2 separate regions of the Homo sapiens genome follow, and region 1 is linked to region 2. A link is a loop called in an ENCODE intact Hi-C map of the cell type or tissue named here. Cell type or tissue: endothelial cell of umbilical vein. All regions are shown on one strand. Each heading gives the region's core, and the rest is flanking DNA. Links, peaks and the distances in the headings are about the cores only.

Region 1 (4,083 bases), core at 874-3,373, 520 kb after region 2:
GTTAATAAATGAAGATTAATAAGATTACAAAACAAGTGGATGAGGTGTCAGAGCAGGGGGGGTCCTAGTGCTGCCCAGGAATGGCGGGCACAGAGTGGGAGCCTGCAGAGCCTGCTGAATGCAAGGCTGGCTGACTGAATAAGGGGCTGTTTCACTACCCAGAGGGATGCAGGAGGGTGGCAGGGAGGGGGGTTGAAGGAGAGAAAGATAACTGAGCAGAGGTGTGGCAGAGGGATGAGGACCCACAGTTTGACATACGTGCAGGATGCACCTCTGAAAGGATAAATAAAGCTGTAAAAATTCAGTAAGGCCACATTTTTGTACCACTTTAAATGCCAAGCCAAGTATTTTCAAAGATTCTCTGCAGATGAAGGCTGCTGTTATAAAATATGGTTTAGAAGCATTAATTTGGCAGCAACACAGTAACTAATCAGAGAAACAACGGCAGCCCCTGGTGGATATGTGGGCAGGGTGAGCCGGAGGCAGGGAGGCAAATGAGGATGCTGGAGAGGCTGGGCCAGGGCCAGCCAGGGACAATGGGAAGGGAAGAGCTGGTGGGTGACAGGGGCTGGTGTCTGACATCGCCTTCCTCTGATCCAACAGCTTGGCCTCCCTGCTGGCCAGCCTCAGCCCCACCCCATCAGAGGGTCAGCCCTGACCCAAGAGGAGAATAAGAAGGCAGCCAGCAGCCAGTCTCACAAGCATTGCTGGTGGTCAGCTTCCTCTCTGGATGAAGCACATTAACATGGTGAAGCTCCTGGCATGCCCCCTGGCATACAGGACCACTCAGCCCCTAGACCCGGGCTTATATCTTTCAGACCCATAAGTGCCACTTCATCTGGATGTGGGACTCTTCCTCCAGCCTGCCAGAGCTGGAGTTAGGACCCTGAACCCCAAGCTGAGCTACATATGGCCCTGATGCCAGGAGCCACCCGGACCTCCTTGTGGGCCTGTGTCTGTCCTCCTCGTTCTTACTGCAGTTAACAATGCTGTATTTGCTTACTTGATTTTTGTCTCTGATATCCTCCAATGTCAGCTCTTCGACACTAAGACCCACACATCACTTGTTCACAATTATATCCTTCAACTAGCATGGTACCTGACACCTACAGATATCAAAAATGGTTGTGGGATGAACGAGTGACTGTTACCCTCATAGTGGGTGCCCTTACCCAGCCAGGGGTCATGCTTATTTCCTAAGGGTCTGCCACCCCCTCCACCTCCACTCTAGGTTGCCTCAGAGGCACTCACACCCCCATGGGGTCTTACTCACCTCCCCACTCTCCTACCCTAATCTCACTGGACTTGTCCCAGGCTGTCCTTAACCATCAGAGTCATGCCATGGGTTAAGGGCCTAAAGGACAAATAAAAGTCCCTCCCCACCCCATCCTCCCACTACTTACTGTGTGGTGGTGTCTATTATACAGAGAAGTCGTGGTTGTGTCTTTCTGAGATAGGGCCATCCTGGGGGCCACCAAGGAAGGCCCCTGCTCCCCTGCTAGAAGGAGGTAGGAAATGGAACTTCTGGGCCAGGCAGGGTAGAGGAGAGCTCAATCCCTCTTGGTCTGCATTTGGAAAATCTGGAAGAATAGAAGAAACTTCTGGAGCCAGGGGAGAAAGATGGCACTGAGATCAAGGCAGGAGACACCCAAGCTCTGCCCCAAAAGAGTTTTCCAGGTTTGGGTGCTGCCGGGAACAATTTCCATTGTTCTTCCCCAAGCCTTTATCTGAATGGTCTTTACCACCCCCACTGGGCTCTGAGCTGTCGCCTGGCAGCTGCCGTTGGTTCAGGCTGATTCTTGGATGCTGGAGGAACAGCGCCTCCTAGAGCCCAGGAAGGTGGAGCAGCAGAAGTCAGCAAAAGCCCCCTAGACCCCCTGTGTCAGGGCTGCTTGAAGAGCCTGGTGTCACAGCCAGTCTGGACATTTCTGAATTTTATTTAGCCCAAGAAGCCTGAGCTTCCTATGGTGGCTTCAGTCCAGCAGTTAGTGATGCTGTTCCCCTCAGACCCACCCCAGGTGCAGGGGCAGGTGCAGCGATCAAGGAGGCACCACCTCATCCCAGGGTGTCCCTGCTCAAGTCTTCTGCCTGCCCCGCCCTGCCCCAGGCCTCCTCAGTCTTGAGACAAGAGGTGGCTGCTCCCTACCCCGAGCTATGCAGAAGGGGCAAGCTTGGTGTGCAGGACTTTCCAGCGAGTCCTTCGGAGTTGCTGGACCGCTTAACTGGACCTCGAGATAACTTCTCCCAGAGCAGATGGGTGGGGACTGGCGGCTCCTTAGCTGTAACCTTCCTACCCCAAATCCTGTTGTTTCGAGAGTTAATTCTGGAGCCACAGGGAGGATGGGAGGCATTATTGCCCTTCATACCTCCAGAAGTTCTCTTTCAGGCACAGGAAAGGGGTTTTGGCATCTGCCGTGCTTGCAGTTTTCCAGACTGAAACGTCTGTATCAGTCTTATGACTCAGAAATTCTGTTCCTGTGCCTATGAGGAGGGAGCGAGGGGCGGCGGGAGAGTCCGCCGGCCCGGGAGTAGATAAGGAAAGTGGGGTTGCTGCACTGCAAGTACACGCATTATGGATATAATGGATATATCTTAAAATCAAAGTGTTTAATGAGAAAAGTAGGAAACCAAGTGAGATTTTTATAACATAATGCCATTCCTGTAGTTAAAAATACATGCATAGACACGTGCTTATTTTTAGCACTGTGTTATTGCCTCTGGTGTTAATAAAATGAACACATGACTCTCTGGCACCTGTATGGAAAAGACTTAAAATACTTATTTTTAGGATATGAGGTGAACATGTTTTTGTCCAAAATCTGGACATTAACTTCATAGGCAAAGACGATTACATAACATCTCTCTTATGTTAAGGACTTTTTAATCTGGAACTTCTGCATAGTCACATAGCTGGAAGGAATTTCGGTGGTATTTTCAATAATTCAGTACTATTTTTTAAATGTGCTTGAAAATTCTATAAATTGACTTAGGAATACTATACTTAACTGGGAATGTAAGTATACATACTATATTTTTACATATGTATATCCACGATATATTTTGCTCCCCAAATTATTTTTCATCTTCACATTGCATTGGCCCTGAGTTTGAAATAACAAGCTTATTCTAAGCAGAGAGGAAACTGGTGAAGGAAGATGATTTTGAAGAGAGTTTTGAGAAGTATTTATGTTTCTTCTCCCTTTAAAACTCTTGAAAATAATCATAGCCACAATATCCCACTTAAAAACAATTGACAATAATTTTAATATAATCAAATATTCAGCCAGTGTTCAAATTTCTAATTGTGTTTCATATGTCACCAAAAAATTATTTTATTCTGTTCAGATTGTTTGAATCTTGATCTAAATAAGTTTTGCAGGTTGTGATTCTTTTAACTATCAGTTTCCTTTACATGTCTGTCTGTTTTTCTTTACAGCCTATTTGTTTAAGAAACTAGATAATAAGGCCCAGTGCAGTGGCTCACACCTGTAATCCCAGAAATTGGTAGGCCGAGGAGGGTGGATCACTTGAGCCCAGGAGTTTGAGACCAGCATGGGCAACATAGCAAAACCCTGTCTCTGCCAAAAAACAAAACCAAAAATTAGCCAGGTATGGTGGTGTGCACCTGTAGTCCCAGCTCCTCAGGGGGGCTGAGGCAGGAGGATCACTTGAGTCTGGGAGATTGAGGCTGCAGTGAGCTGTGATCATGCTGCTGCACTCCAGCATGGGTGACAGACGAGACCCTGTCTCAAAAACAAAGAAAAGAAAAGAGAAAGAAAGAAACTAGATCATTTATCCTGTAGAGCTTCCCACAGTATAGAATGACTGATTGCATATCCATTGTGTCCTTTAATATTTTCTTCTATCTCCTGTATTTCCTGTAAATTGCCATTTGAATCTAGATTCAGGTCCAATTTTTTGGCAAGAATACTTCATAGGAGGCCTATGAGGTCTGGTTATCTCAATTTGTGATATTAGCAGACATTGCTGATCAGTGCCACTATCCATTAATTAGGGATTGCCACATGGCAATATTCTAATTCTACCATTTCTTCTTGATTTACGAGCTGAATTACTTCTATA
Region 2 (4,083 bases), core at 492-2,991:
TGTAAAATTACTGCACAGGCCCCAGAGAATAAACAGAGTTAACACCCCATTAAATACAATGGACTTTCAACGTGAGCTCTAGACGTGCCTAGATTGAAACTAGCTGAGCAAGAGCTGGCCCGTGAGTAAAATGTATCACATGCACTCCCTTAATGCTTCCAAAGAGAAAAATCCAGCGCAGGGAGAAGAAAGTGCCGGCAGCAGCTCTGCAGGCTCAGGGCTGAGGATCCGGTAATGAAGTCTTTCTGGAAGGTAAGAAAGGGCTGTGTGCTGCATGCTATTTTTAAACATGCTGGAGCAGCACATGTATCCCTGGCCCACGCACTTTCTCCAGCAGAGGAGGGGCCTGGGGGATGCAGCCAGGAATTTAGATGCTATTTATTGTATTTCCTTTTATCAGTCAAATGATTTTCCTATTTCCCACCTAGATAAAGATCTTCCACTTACAGCTCCAGCTTGTTGACCTTGTCAGGACTGCTGTGCAGCCTGAAAATTGGTCCCAGAGAGAGAAGGGCATTGTTTTTAGGGGGTTGCTTGGCGGGTTGGGTTTTTCTTCTCCCAGCAGGGAAGAGATTGGTTTACAAAAAAAAAAAAAAAAATTAAAAATCTTCCAGAAAACAAAAACTGATTGTTTTGTGCCTTTTTGCAGAACTGAAAGGCTGTCCAAGTATAGTTCACCAGCCATCCCCCTTGCATCCCCCTAATATCTCCACCCTACGTTTCACCAACACACACACACACACACACACACACACTCTCTCTCTCTCTCTCTCTCTCTCTCTATTAATATCTCTTTCTTTCTCCTGCAGCAGCAAGCCTGGCCCTGGCCCCAGACCCACTGCTGTGCTGCTGTCTTGGCAGGCAGCAGGGCAGAGGGGGGTGGCAGCTCTGTCTAAGCTTGTAAGCTGAGCCAGTCTCTTGGCTGTGCCAGCTCTGAGGCCCCTTAGAGATGCCAGTATGCCTGAGTGGGAGCAGTTGCAGCTTCCACTCGGCTGGAAGCTTTGGAGCCAGCCAGGCCTCCAGAAGCTGCATTCTCAGGCAAGGGTATGGCCCGAGGGCTGCTAATCAGCAGGAGGCCTCCTCTTGGGCAAGCTGCCCTCATTGTCTCGCCTTGCCTAGGCCTGCTGGCCAGGTTCACAGGCCAGAGACAGTGCCACTCTTCCTCACCTTCTCGGGAACGGGACCAGCAGATGCTGTGGGAGGCTGGGGTTTTATTGTAAATCCTCATGATTTCTGGCTCATTTAGAGCCACGAAACACAAAGAGAGCCAGCTAGAAGGAGGGAATCCAGCCCCTTGCAGGTTCATCATTTGAACAGCAAGGAGCTGCAGGCCCCTTCCACACTTGCGAGGGTCGGCTATGGATTGTAACAGAGCTGCCGGCTTTCAGGAACCCCAGGTTCTTTCCCACCATTGCAGTGTTTCCTAGCCGGGACAGCAGAGGGCGCCAGCTCTCCTGCCAGCACTGGGTCCCGGGCCGTCCTCCCGCACATCTGGAAATGGGCTCTATCACTCTCTTGCGAAATAAGGCCAGGGATCTGTCTGTGTCGGATGAATTGGCACCCGAGTGAGCACGCATACACATCAAGAATTCCACTTTCTCATTACTTCTATTTCTCCCTCAAGAGCACTTGTGGAATGTGGGGAATTTGCCTTGCCAAGGCGGCCAACACATCTGAGTCTTGGGCTTGGTCAGGCCTCGGTGGAGCGCTTGGCGGGACCACCTCTGGTCTGAAGACTTTGCCCTTCCCTCCGACATGCAGAGAGGGGGAAAAAGTAAACGGGAGGACAGGACCTCCCAGATCTTTTCCCCTGGGGAAGAAAACTAAAAATGTTTGGTCCTGACCTTCCGGGCCCTCCTGAAGAAAGCAAATGTCCCACATTAACAGGTCCTTGAGAAAGAAGATATAATTCCAAGAAAGCATTTTCTTAAATTACAAGTGATCAGAAATACCAAAGGTATGTGCAAACAATGGAGATGGAAAAGGAGAAACTGGATGGAGGAGGGCAGAGCTGAAGCCAACCCAGGGGCCTGGTTGCTGTTCTGAGGCTGCTTCCTAGACTTCTGAAAGCTGCATGCATTTAAATGTCCACATTTTCTCGCAGAAGCCAGCAATCGGTACTTCCCTTGGCCAAACAACACATCAGTCTAATATGGTGTGGGAGAAATATGTTACATTCTTTTATGAACAGAATGTTAACATCACCTAGAATCAATATTTATATCCAAGAACACAATGAACTGGCTTGTTTTGTGCTGCATGGGTTTAAGACAGGGACATTTGGGAAGAGTAGGGAGGCCGCCCCTCCTCCCACCCAGAAAGGCAGACCCGGGCAAGCAGGCTGAGGCTCCGGCATCTTCCAAAGGGTTTCTGCCTGGGAGACCATGCTCGGCTCCCTTCCTCCCTCACAGTCCTTTGTCTCCTGGGATTGCAAGAGGAAGCCAGAAGCAGCCAGTGGGGCAGGAATTTGTGGCGAGGTTCAGGACGTGAGGCAGCATCCTGTCTGCAGGACAGCCACCTACCATTCGTGAGGGCTGCAGTGGGGGAAGGAGGGTCAGGACATGCATCCCAGCATTTCCTACTGCAGATCAAAGTAGGGGCGGACACAACTTTACACAAGTCCTTGGATGAGGGGCTTCTAGGGGATGAAAAACTAGGAATAAGGGGGGATGACACTTCTCTTTCATGCTGCTATTTTTTGGCCAGGCAATTGTCCTCATTTGAGGCAGCCATTACAACAGAGATGGAAGCTGAGGTCTCCTGGCCTTGGAGTGCTGCATATTCTTCCAGAGGCTTTTGGGACACTCTATCTAACTCCTTAGGCTGGTTTCTTCCTTGATGCCGTTTTCCACTTTACTGCCTTTTTTTGTTGTTGTTCTTTATTTTTTTGAGATGGAGTCTTGCTGTGATGCCCAGGCTGGAGTGCAATGGCACAATCTCAGCTCACTACAACCTCTGCTTTCTGGGTTCAAGCGATTCTCTTGCCTCAGCCTCCCGAGTAGCTGGGACTACAAGGCATGTGCCACCACACCCAGCAAATTTTTGTATTTTTAGTAGAGACAGGATTTCACTATATTGGCCAGGCTGGTCTCGAACGCCTGACCTCAAGTGATCCACCCGCCTCAGCCTCCCAAAGTGCTGGGATTTCAGGCGTGAGCCACCACGCCTGCTGGCTTTACTGCCTTTGGAAGCTACTGGGCCTGCAGCCTGGAGTCAGCTGCTTGCTCCTTGCATGTACAATCCTTACCTAATTAGAAAAATAAAAACAAACAAAAGCCTTTCCCCCTTTCCCAGAAGATTTAAGGTTTGCCTGCAACAGACCATCTACAAATGTGAGACTTCTCTTCACCTAAGCAGACTGGATTGGGGCCTCATTTTGCAGAGCAAGCAGGCCTACTTCATTTTCAGATTCGATGCTGAAGGTCACCACTTTCAACCGTAGCACTTGTCTCTCATTAAATGTCTGGAGCTCATTATGATATATCTTGCAGAAAAGTCTTTGCTGCTTTAATAGGCATGATCTTTAGAAAAGATCCCTTGGCTTATGTGTAAGATTGAGGCATGATTAATCTTGGCCCCATTTAGTTGTGGGTCACCAGTGTTCAGGCTAGAGTGAGACCTCTCTGCATGATCACAATTTATAATTTTCCATAATCTATATCTTTTTTTATGTTGTTAGCATGTTTTGTTGCTGTAATTCATTTGGTCTGAACTATTGCTTTCATCTAGTTCTAAGAAACAACCAGTAAATATCCCAATCACATCTGCTATAAAACCAGCCAAGATAAACATATTATTTCATTATAAGCCACTATGTTTAGCATCCTCTTTACGGCTGCAAAGCTCCCCCTGCAGAAATCTCATGTGGCAGACTCATGTAAGTTTAAATATTCTGAACATCTTTACAGGTACTGACTGATTTAAGCCAATGGAAAAGTCTCACTTGGGTCCAGATGTTGTTCTGATGTCAAGGGCAGGATGAAAGAATAGTGAAAGTTAGCAGTAGGGGCCGGGTATGGTGACTCATGCCTGTAATCCCAGCACTTTGGGAAGTTGAGGTAGGTGGATTGCTTGAGCCTAGGA

What was found. A loop is a pair of places that touch in the nucleus more often than their neighbours do. Peaks named below come from ENCODE experiments on the same cell type or tissue, not always from the same donor. Only the 100,000 strongest peaks of a DNase experiment are listed, where the experiment ranks them.
Region 1: it touches region 2 in a loop (17-fold over the local background); 10 of 110 quality-filtered maps call a loop at or near these places.

What each region holds. Positions count from the first base shown.
Region 1 is chr15:76,971,252-76,975,334 of GRCh38, reverse strand. LOC105370904 (a long non-coding RNA gene) reads right to left here and starts at 2,431. Exons shown (of 3, transcript XR_932492.2): 1 at 2,367-2,431; 2 at 1,404-1,580. In endothelial cell of umbilical vein, for the core only: a CTCF peak has its summit at 1,849 (motif pointing left); DNase peaks (open chromatin) are centred at 1,804 and 2,454; H3K4me3 peaks cover 292 bases.
Region 2 is chr15:77,494,355-77,498,437 of GRCh38, reverse strand. It overlaps a transcript of HMG20A not described here. Among named protein-coding and RNA genes, the nearest start is that of HMG20A, 76 kb to the right of the region's middle. RefSeq lists enhancers at 426-1,225, 1,297-1,591, 2,028-2,828. In endothelial cell of umbilical vein, for the core only: a CTCF peak has its summit at 1,435 (motif pointing right); DNase peaks (open chromatin) are centred at 1,527 and 2,477; H3K27ac peaks cover 2,200 bases.